2 separate regions of the Homo sapiens genome follow, and region 1 is linked to region 2. Evidence: read pairs that join two places in POLR2A ChIA-PET (ENCODE). Cell type or tissue: endothelial cell of umbilical vein. All regions are shown on one strand. Links, peaks and the distances in the headings refer to the core of each region. The heading gives the core; the rest is flanking DNA. Region 1 has its middle 150 kb from the start of CDC7. Region 2 overlaps TGFBR3 (transforming growth factor beta receptor 3).

Region 1 (5,381 bases), core at 248-5,247, 130 kb after region 2:
TCAGTAAAAACCATACTTCGAATTTTGAATTTTGATTCAAAATTATTTATTGTAGCATTAGTATAAAATAGGCTCTGTGTTAGATGATTTTGCCCAACTGTAGGCTGATGTGCATGTTCTGATTGTGTTTAAGGTAGGCAAGGCTAAGCTATGATGTTCAGTAGGTTGGGTGTATTAAACGTATCTTCAATTTATGATCTTTTAAAATGTACAGTGGGTTTATTGGGACATAACCCCATCATAAGCTGAGGAGCATCTGTACTTGATTGAAGTTAGATAAAGTTTAAGTTTGACAAAGACTCTTGATTCAAGTCAAGGTTCTGGTCTTTAGGAGAGACAAAACATGGGGTGACAATCCTTACAGAATACTGTCATGAGAGGCTTATCCAACTCTGTTCATTAATTCATCCATTCATTCAAGCAACCAATCCTTTAGGAGGGGAGCAGCTCTGTTTCATTTTCCCTTACTCTTCCAACACCAGATGAGTGCCTATTCATTGTCCCACAAATGAGTGTTGCCTGCCTGACCTGTGCCAGCTGTACTTTACTCTACCAAGTACTGCTCTATGCCTGTGAACAGGCAGGAGTCTTCCTGAGCCGCCCTTATGGCCTTACTCTCTTTCAGAGGAGGCCTAGTCACAAATGAACAAATATGTTTATATTTACAAGGTGTGGTTTTGATAAATGCTATAAAGAAAATGCACATATTGGTGGGATAAAGAGTAAGGAATGTCTTGAGTTAGACTGGTTAAAGTAAGCCTCTCTGAGAAGGCATCATTTGTGCCCAAGTCTGAAGCATGAGACATGGCTGCCCATGGGGTGAGAAAGGACATATTTACTTTTTAAGCAAAGACAACAGCAAATGTAGAGGATGTCAGAACCAAAAGATCTTGGTAGTTTTTGAGGAACTGGAAGAAGGCCCACAGAATTATGTGCTGTTGTGAATTAAGAACTGAAACCACATCTTACTGACACTTTCCCCAAAAACACTCCTTTAGAATAGATGTTAATGAACATTCTATAACAAAATGCAACGCCAGCAGCATGTTTTCTGCTAACATTGAGAAAATTTCTGAGTACTTATAAGTTTGTTATTTGCCTTTTAGTTTGGTTTATGCTGTTCATCAACATATCTTTAAAAATTTTTATATAGGTCATATTTATCCAACTTTTCGCTAATGGTTTCTGCTTTTGGGATCATCCACAGAAAGTCTCCCCTATCTCATAATTACATAATTACCTAGCTTTTCCTCTAGGACTTTTACAATTTGATATTTTACAATGAAATCTTTAACTCATCCGGATATTTTTAGATGTGCCCCTCTTTTGATGTCCTTGTCTCTCAGTAAGGCAGAATGCTTTCTTTATCTAGCTTCCTCATTTCTTGTTATATTAATTTATTAATTCCTGGGCATTTAAAATTTTGTTGTTGTTGTTGCTATTGTGAAAGGAATTTTTTTCCCATTGTATTTTCTAACTGGTTATTGTAGGCATTTGGGAAGAACTCTGTCTCTCTATGCTTTTTATATGAGAATATGGTGACCAGTCATCGGACTGAGGCCTCAGGCCTAGTGGTCTTCCAGTTGACTTGCTGGTCTTCCAAGAGTTAAAACTGAAAAACGATATTATTTCTTTCTAGTCCTTTTAATCTGAAAGTCACAAAATAGTACCTTGTTTTGATTGCATTTCTTTGGCGACTGTTGGGGATGAACATCTTTGCACACATTCATTTGGCATTTGTTTTCCTATAGTGAACTGTCCATTCATATACTTCGTTAATTCCTCTATTTGGTATTTGTCATGCTTTTATCAATCTGATAAAATTATTTTAATTCATTTCCACTTGAAAAATATACACTAACCTATTATTTCTGCCCAGAGAGGAAGAGTCACCAAATATCAGATACAAATGTGAGCATGGGAGCACTCTAGAAAGGCTAGGAATCACTGCTGGAGGCTGCACGCCTGTACATTAACTTTTTGTCCCTTGGTCCTTAAAATCCTATAGGAAGCAGCCAGGTGACCAGTAAAACAGGCATCCTGCATGGAGAAGGTGCTGTTCCAAATCAAGCAGCCCCAGAGCCTCCTTGGCCCCAGCCCTCCCTAAGTTGTCACCTACTGGGCCCCCACCTCCCTTCACACCGGGTGGTCTCCCTGACAGGTTTGAAGGGATTATCCAGGATCAATATTAGAAATAGTTGTATTTTTTTCTAACTGGAGTTAAGTTTATAAGCTTTTTTTATGTAACCACCAAACACCAGAAATAAAAATCTGGATGAGAGCCAGTTTGACTTGGAGCCAGCACACTTTCCCATAGCCAGGGAGCTCGCCCTTCATCCCAGTTGTTTTTCCCCTAGTTACTGACATTTCCTCCCAAAAGCTGAATCAACTTCTCAAATTCTTCATCTGAGTAATTCAGGCCCCCAGTGATTCCTAGAAATCTTGCCCTCCCAGTCCAGCCCCCACCCCCAGCCCAGCCTCTGACACCTGAGCTGCAACTGGGGCCAGAGGAGGCCCAGGCTCCATGCGGTGGCCCAAGCCACGTGACCTGGCCTCTGGCTCTTAGAAAGTTTCTGGGGGAGTTTTAATTGCCGGCTCTGCAAATGCAAAATGAGGCCCTGGTGGACGGGGGAGAGGGGAGCAAGAGCATCTGCAGGCTGGTCCGGTAAAGAAGGGTGGGAAGAGGTCTTGTTCATACTAATTCCTAACTAAGGGCTAGAAGAAGACCAGCGTCCATGCACAGTTTATCACCCAACACATATGTGTTGAGCACCAGCTGTGTACCAGGCACTCTCCTAGGCACAAGTGAACAAGACCAGCCTGGTCCCTTCCCTGGTAACAGTTACTGCCCGGTGGGAAAGACAGACATGGAACAAGTAATTTCACATCACAAGCTCAATAGTCACAAGTGTGAGAATTCTGCTTATACAAGTGGGAACAATTTCATGGCCTTGCTTATGAGCTCTTTTCCTTTGAAAGGATTCAGAGAAGTGGCAACAAGACTGCCCCAGGGATTTTTGATAGCGCTCCTTTCTTTTGCCTCCTACATTTCAGGGTGGGCCATCCTGGGAAAACAGTCCTCCCTGGCCTGAGTGAGACCAGAAAGGGACGGCATGGGAGAGGCTAGGCAGTGTTGGAGTCACCCTCTCCTCCCTGCTTGGGAAACTGGTCTTGAGGTTCAGCCTTGCCACTCTCATGACCTTCCACAGCACTTGAGACTGGTCCGAGACTCAGCCAGATCACCCCAGGTTGGCCTTGGAAGTCACCTCTGAGTCAGTTCTCACTGACTAGCACATCCAGGGCTCCTCCCCTCATCTCCCTGCTCTTTTCTGCTCAGAACTCATGTTCCAGATGGACTCAGCTGGCAAGTGTTTGAGACATGTCTCAGCATCTTGTGATGTGTTACTGAACCTCTGGGCCTTGTGTGGGCTGAGTCACTGACTCTGACTTGATCCCTGATGCATATTGGCCCCTTCTTCCTGGGTCCAAAAACCAAAGCCCATCTTTGGAATGCAGGCCACAGAGTGCCTGCCACCAGGCCTGGAGGGGACCACTCTCCAGGGAGGGACAGTCAGTTGGACCTATCTGCAGTTTTTCTGTTCTCTCCCTTTTTCCTCTATACTGATTCTTTCTGGGAATGTGTTTGTCAAGGGAAGGGGATATAAGGACCATCCCAGACACTGGGCCTTTCTCCCTCCCAGCTCTCTTCCTCACCTCACTTTTGTTCTACCTGAGCTATGAGACCAAATACAGCTGGGAATCCTGCCTTGACAGGAATATTCTTCTATCAAAAAAGATGAATTGTTTTTCTAGCAACTTGGGGTAGGTGGTGAATCGGTGAGATCAGGAAATGAGAGGGGAGGCAGCTTTTCTCTTGTCATGGTTGAGAGCATGGATGCCAAATTTAGACTGTCTGGATTTAGACTCCGGCATTGCCACTTCCTAGCTGAATCGACTTGGGTAAGTTTCCTGTGCCTCAGTTTCCTCATCTATAAAATATGAATAAGCACCCAACTCATAAGACTGTTGTAAAGATAAAATGAGCTACAACATCACAGAACTGTAAAAAGTCCCTAAGATATAAGCGTTAGTAGTAGTGCTTCTTATTGTTGGTATGATAAGCTCTTAGGGAGGTTCTTGTTTGTAGCTTTTTGCAGCTTCAGGCTGGTATTTTTACATACGGATTCCCTTCTCTGCCTTTTCTGCATCAATACTCCATTGCTACTCTGGCATCTTTTCTTCCATTTCTGCCAATCCAGATCAGTAACAACTGGCTGGACCACCTCCTTTACTCTACTATTTCTGGGAACTAGTTCACCAAGGTTTAGGTGAGAGCTGGACAGGAGAAACTCATTCCTAACTTGAACTCCTCTTTTTTCCCCAAGCCTGAGGCCTTGCTCTTCTATGGCAGTCTTTCCAAGGAGAGCCTGTTTGAAGCATCCATACATCTATTCATTGATCCATTTATTCCATTTGTTCTACAGCCACTTTTTTTTTTTTTTTTTGAGACAGAGTCTCGCTCTGTCACCCAGGCTGGAGTGCAGTGGCACGATCTCGGCTCACTGCAAGCTCCGCCTCCCAGGTTCACGCCATTCTCCTGCCTCAGCCTCCCGAGTAGCTGGGACTACAGGCACCCGCCACCGCCCAGCTAATTTTTTTGTATTTTTAGTAGAGACGGGGTTTCACCGCATTAGCCAGGATGGTCTCAATCTCCTGACCTCATGATCCGCCCACCTTGGCCTCCCAAAGTGCTGGGATTACAGGCGTGAGCCACCGCGCCCGGCCTCTACAGCCACTTTTAAACATCTGTCAAGTACTGTGAGAAGTACTAGCTCTAAAAAGAAAAATGTTCGGTTCTTGTGCTCAAGGAGGTCAAAGTCACAGGCAGTGACAATTCTGGTATATTAAGCGTTGTTATGAATGCAGGAGTGGGGTACTTTAAATGCACAAGGGAGGTACCTGACCCAGTGCTGAGTGTGAGGGGTTAATGATGCTCTGTGCTGGGTTCTGGAAGGTTAAAAGGACTTGGTCAGGTGAAATGAAGAAAGGACATTCCAGGCTGTGAAAGCAGCATCTGCGAAGGCCTGGAGAGAAAGAGAGCAGGCTCAGAGCTTGGTGGGGATTCAGTGCCCACCCCCCGCCACCCCCAGGAAGGAGAGGGAGCATAGCTTGGGGTAGGGGAGGGGGTAATCCAGGAAAGTATGGGGACTGCTCTCTAGCTTTTCCATTGGCGGTCTGGATCTGGCATATTTACCCTACAGTCTCTTACTCTCTAATACTCCATCTCAAATAGTGTCCATAAAAGGGAGTTAGTTTTAGTAATTCTCACATGACCTATATGAAGCTAGAAGGATTTGTTATGTGTTCTATGGTGTTATTAA
Region 2 (5,381 bases), core at 158-5,157:
GTAGCTTGTTTTCTAAGTCAGCTCAAAAGTTGCTGGTCATTGGATTTGGCAGCCTTTTCAAGCTTTACCCACCAGAATCCTACAGGAAGTTGTGTGTCGGCCAGAAGAGTCTGTTTATTTAGAGCGTGGTGTCCAGCAGAAGCAATCCATTTATGAGGGTCTGGTCTTAAAGACACAGGCATCTGAGTCTGTGTTTGGAAGACCTGCTGCTTTGGCTTCCATTGCAGCCATGTTCTCCATGCTTTCCTGTCCAGCCCGCCGGGGCACCTCAGTGGCACTGCTGGCTGATTGAAGGAGTCCTTGTCTCTGAGCTCCTTGGCCTTGTCTGAAAGGCTGAAATATCAAGGCCCAGATATTAGACAGGGTTCTAGTCCAAAGCACCCTACAATAATGCTTTGTATTTATGGCTTTTTTTTTCCACCTGAACCACAGAGTCCTTCAGCTGAACCTGAAATTTGTACAACTCTTGGAGGATGAGGGGCAAATTACAGGTATGACTTGGATACTTTTGAAGATAAGAGAGCTAATGAGATGAGGTGTTACTGATTCTCACTGTGAAGCAAGGACAGAGCCCAGCTTTAGGATCCAAGGTCACTACCATAGCCTAACTCTTGCCCGGAGCTGAAGTGTCCCCTTGTGCCCATTATGGCTTAACTTCTATTTGTTGATACATGTGTACACACATCTGATCCATTTTGAATTTGCTCCAGCAAGTCGGTGATGTGGCTGTCGGTTCTCTGTGCCTAGCACTGGGCTTGCCACAGGTTAGGGACTGCATGCCTGTGGACCCGTTTACGTGGAAGCTGCATCGATGTCTTCTTAAAAGGTGAGTCCCCCTCCCAGAGTGAGGTGTGGCCTCACTACCAGTGATGTGAGCACATACCGAGGTGCCTTGGGGGAGAGGGGCAGAGAGGTATAGCAACTGCTGAGAGGCCTGAGCACAAAAGGTCGAAAGTGAGCTGTCGTACCTCTCAGCCCTCGCCATGCCCCTGGGGTCTTTTAATGACCTACAGTTGGATTTTTTCATGAGGTGGAAGTTATATTGAAATTTCTGCCTCAGAATAGTTCCTGAAGAGCATTGACTCTCTGGGAGTCTTAGGTAAATTTAACACTTAATGAAGGTAAAAACAATCCTTTCCACATTCCTCTGCTCCTCCTCTCAACCTCAGGTCAGTCGATGTGCAAGCAGTGCTTTCCTTGGGAGGCAGCAGTTTCTGAAGGTAAAGGAGAAAGCCCTGGTCCAAGGGAGCCAAAGGTCCGTTGGGACACACATGATTCCGTGTTGGGCACATGGGCATGTAGGTGTCTCCTAGCCTTGCCAAGCTGTCTTAAATTCGGGCATCTTCCAAAATCAAAGGCAACTGAAGAGCTTAATTTCCAATGATGATACATTTTGCCTCAGTCATCTGGCCCCAAAAGACTTCTGGGGGCCGATCACCCTCCCTTCTATTCTGAACGCCCTCATCCCCTAGATTGTCACTTGGTGCTTTTGGCCAGGGGGCTCTGCTTCTTCCTTGCTGCGAGTTCTTCCTGCTGAGCCCAGCATCCCCGTGAGGGCTTTCACGCAGGCCCTTCATTGCTCTCGGTATGTTGTCAGCCCATGTGTTGCAGTTTATTTTTGATTCCTGCTTTCATAAGGTTTGAAGATTCCACTCATTTTTCCAGTGGTTGTTAAGATAGTGAGAATCTAAATGAAATGGTAATATTACCATTGTGAACAATTATTTTTCTAAAAGAATCTTTTGTGTTCATTTTTAATGCTGTTAAGATCTAATTCCCAGTATTTTATTTGGAAGCTCTTCAAATTTCCCAAATCATAAAATCTTTCAAAGCCTACTCCAAGTTACTTTTTCTTGATTCAGCTCTCCTATTTGCATTTAAAATAAAAAGGCCAGCCTATTTCCAAATATGGAAATGATCTATGTTTATTAGAGATCAGCAAAGTGATATGGGCCCTTGACTTGCTGTGAGGTTTTTTTTTTAAATGTGTTTTAGAGCAATGTACAAGGGCAATTTTTCGTCCTGTTTTGTCATGTGTTCTTAAATACATTTCCTAAACACTTTCTCTGGCTTGGTGCTATTACTGTGTATACGTCCTACATATGTTTCCTATTTTTTATGACTCATACTTACGGTACTCATAAAGATTTATCCTTTATCTTGGCTCTGAGTAATGAGCCCACTTGCACATTTCCAGCAGAACTGTGGGTTAGGGATTTTACATTTCATTCTGCTGGAGAGGCCTCTGGAAGGCATAGCACAGGCAGCGCAGCATGTTCCTTGTAGGCAGTACTCACTTCTCCCTGAGGGAACAGTTAGCTCAGTTTTTGTGAATTTACTAATTTTTGTTCTCTAGCTTTTCCTTTCCCTTTGCCCTTTTTAGCCATTTTGCTGTTTGAGTGAGGCCACACAAGAGCATGAACAGATGAAACAAATGCTCTACTCCTTTTTGCTGCTGAGTAACTGTGGTGGAGGAAGAAATGGAAATAATGAACTGAAACGATATTATTACATGTGGCAACAAACTCAGGCAAGGAGTCTTCTTGGGTCCAAATAAACATTCAGACCCATGAGACTATCATAGGCCATGGGTGGCTTCATTATACTTAAAAGGGTATAGGACAAGGACCACAGCTTACGGCATGGCAGCAAGGCATTCCTCCTTGTTGTGTGCCTTGTGACTGTTCACACATCAGTTCATCAGTTCACATAGCCATCCAGAGCTCTCCAGCTGATGGCTCAAATGCCAGGAGATGAGATCTCTGTGTGTGTGTGTGTGTGTGTGTGTGTGTGTGTGTGTGTGTGTGTGTGTAGTTCTCTAGTTTAAAAGCCTTAGGAAGGCCGGGTGCAGTGGCTCACACCTGTAATCCCAGCACTTTGGGAGGCTGAGGCGGGTGGGTTACCTGAGGTCAGGAGTTCGAGACCAGCCTAACCAAAATGGTGAAACCCGTCTCTACTAAAAATACAAAATTAGCCAGGCATGGTGACGCATGCCTGTATTCTCAGCTACTTGGGAGGCTGAGGCAGGAGAATCGCTTGAGCCCGGGAGGCAGAGGTTGCAGTGAGCCAATATCATGCCATTGCACTCCAGCCTGGGCAACAAGAGTGAAACTCCATGTCAGAAAAAAAAAAAAAAAAAAAAAAAGCCTTAGACCCTTGCGGGAACTAGTAGGCAACTATGTAGGAATAGTTTTCATGGTACTCTGTCTCATAAATATGCCCCATTTACAAGAATCACTGCTCTCAGGGAAGCCCCCAGATGTCACTTCTTATCAGATGTCTTAAAATTTTCCAGTCCCAATAGCAAGCTGCCTTGTGTTATAATTGACATATTGTCTTACCAGATTACCAGGGTTACAGAATTGAGAGAGTTAACAGAAGATCAAATTCTCATGTAAAAGGGAAAAGCTTTGCTCACTGTTTATCCACACCTGTACGTTTTATTGTTTTTATTTGTGGTATTCCTGACTGTGATAGGCTAAATAATGGCCCCCAAAGATATATCCACGTTCTAACCCCTAAACCTGGGAATGTTGCCTTTATATAGAAAAAGCCTTAGCAGGTGTGATTAAATTAAGAATTGTGAGATGGAGGATTATCCTGGATTATCTGGTGGCCCCTAAATACAGTCACATGTATCCTTATAAGACAGGGATTTGATGACACAGACAAAAGGGAAGACTGTGTGACCATGCAGGCAGAGATTGGTGGTCTGGAACCCACAAGCCAAAGAATGCCAGCAGCCACGAGAACCTGAAAGAGGCTGGGAACAGGTTCTCTCCTGGAGCCTCTGGAGGGCATGTGGCTCTGCTGACACCTTGGTTTTGGCCTAGCAATGCTGATTTTGGACTTCTGGCCTCCAGAACTGTGAGAGAATAGCCTTCTGTTGTTCTAAGCCACCCAGTTTATGGTAATTTGTTACAGCAGTATGGGAAATGAGCACACACTCACATTAGTTTGAGTTCCATGCTCCCTCCTGTCTCCAGTTTGTTTACTCCTGTGTTCCCCAGCTCTGTAAAGGACGCTACCACACAGTTGCCAGGGCCACAGTCCTTGGCATTATTATCCATGACTTCCTGTGTTTGCTCAGATGTCATATCCAATCCTATTTGTTCTACCCTAAGACCATATTCTGAATCTGCCCACTTCTGACCACCACCTTCGGTCTGACCCACCATCACATTTTTACTTGAGAGGCAGTGGGCCTCTGGCCCATCCCTCTTAGGAGTGCAAGATCTGGGGTAGAGCGCCAGTGTTGGAAGCCTGGCTACACTGCTCATGAGCTGTGGGGCTTTGGGCAAGTCAGTTAACTTCTTTATGCTTCATTTTCCTCATGTGGGCATAATCATAGTATCTACTTCATAGAGTTGCTGTGACGATTAAATAATTAAAGCATGACTGGTGCTTAGAACAGTGCGTGGAATATCATCAGCACTCCATAAATGTCAGCTGCTATCATTGTTAGCAATTAAGATCTATTCTCTAAGTGGCAGCCAGCATGATCTTTTGAAAGACTTCCGTCCAGTCACGAAGTTCACCAGTTCAGCTTCCTGCCATGGTTTTTTACATTTCAATGAAAATGCGCAATCCCCACCAGAGCCCTGAATGATCTTTTCCCCCTTCTCCCAGCACTCTCACCATTGCTCACTGTGCTGCAGTGGGCCCTGACATCTTGCCTCCTGTCCTTGGCATGGGCTCTTTGTTTTGCCTGAAGTACTTCTCCCAGTTACTCATGTGGCTGCCTTCACCCAGTCCCTGCTTTGCCATTACCTCCACTGAGAGGCCTTCATTGACCACCCCATTTAAAATAGTCATAGCACCCCACAACAGACACACTCTCTTTTACTGTTTTACTTTAAAATGTAACTTATATTACCACCTGATATTTATTTTTAAATATGTTCACTGTCTATCTCTTCTGCTAGTATATCATCAGTATAGATGTTTTATCTTTAGTTGGTATTGCCAGGAATTAGAACAGTGCCCACTACATAGTAAGCAGTCAAGAAACATTTGTGAAATAAACATTTGCATGAATAAATAAGTATGTTGATGTAGCAGTTTAGCAAATAGGTTAAGTCTAGAAATTCTATATATGGAAGTTTCTCATTAATTATATTTTTTGAAGATCTAGTTATTGATATTGGTATGTATGGCTTGGGCATAAAGTAATGTTTCTTAAACCAAGGCTTCAAGGTATAGAAGACAGCACTGGATTGTGAGTCTTAATAAAAGACTTCCCTCTTTTTTGGTCTTCCCTCTGTTGTGATCTTTTTTGTTTAAACTTGAGGGCAAATGTGTAGACCCATTTGGATCTCAGTTTCTTTTTTTATTTTCTGTCAATATAAAGACATTGAGAAAATTAATATTTCAAAATACCA

What was found. Peaks named below come from ENCODE experiments on the same cell type or tissue, not always from the same donor. Only the 100,000 strongest peaks of a DNase experiment are listed, where the experiment ranks them.
Region 1: POLR2A ChIA-PET joins it to region 2 with 8 read pairs; 2 of 35 experiments call an interaction of 5 or more read pairs at or near these places.

What each region holds. Positions count from the first base shown.
Region 1 is chr1:91,648,918-91,654,298 of GRCh38, reverse strand. No RefSeq gene overlaps it. Among named protein-coding and RNA genes, the nearest start is that of CDC7, 150 kb to the right of the region's middle. In endothelial cell of umbilical vein, for the core only: no CTCF peak of the experiment used is centred there; DNase peaks (open chromatin) are centred at 2,308 and 3,318.
Region 2 is chr1:91,778,316-91,783,696 of GRCh38, reverse strand. All of the region lies in intron 3 of TGFBR3 (transforming growth factor beta receptor 3), which reads left to right. Among named protein-coding and RNA genes, the nearest start is that of TGFBR3, 110 kb to the left of the region's middle. In endothelial cell of umbilical vein, for the core only: no CTCF peak of the experiment used is centred there; a DNase peak (open chromatin) is centred at 2,106; H3K27ac peaks cover 1,141 bases.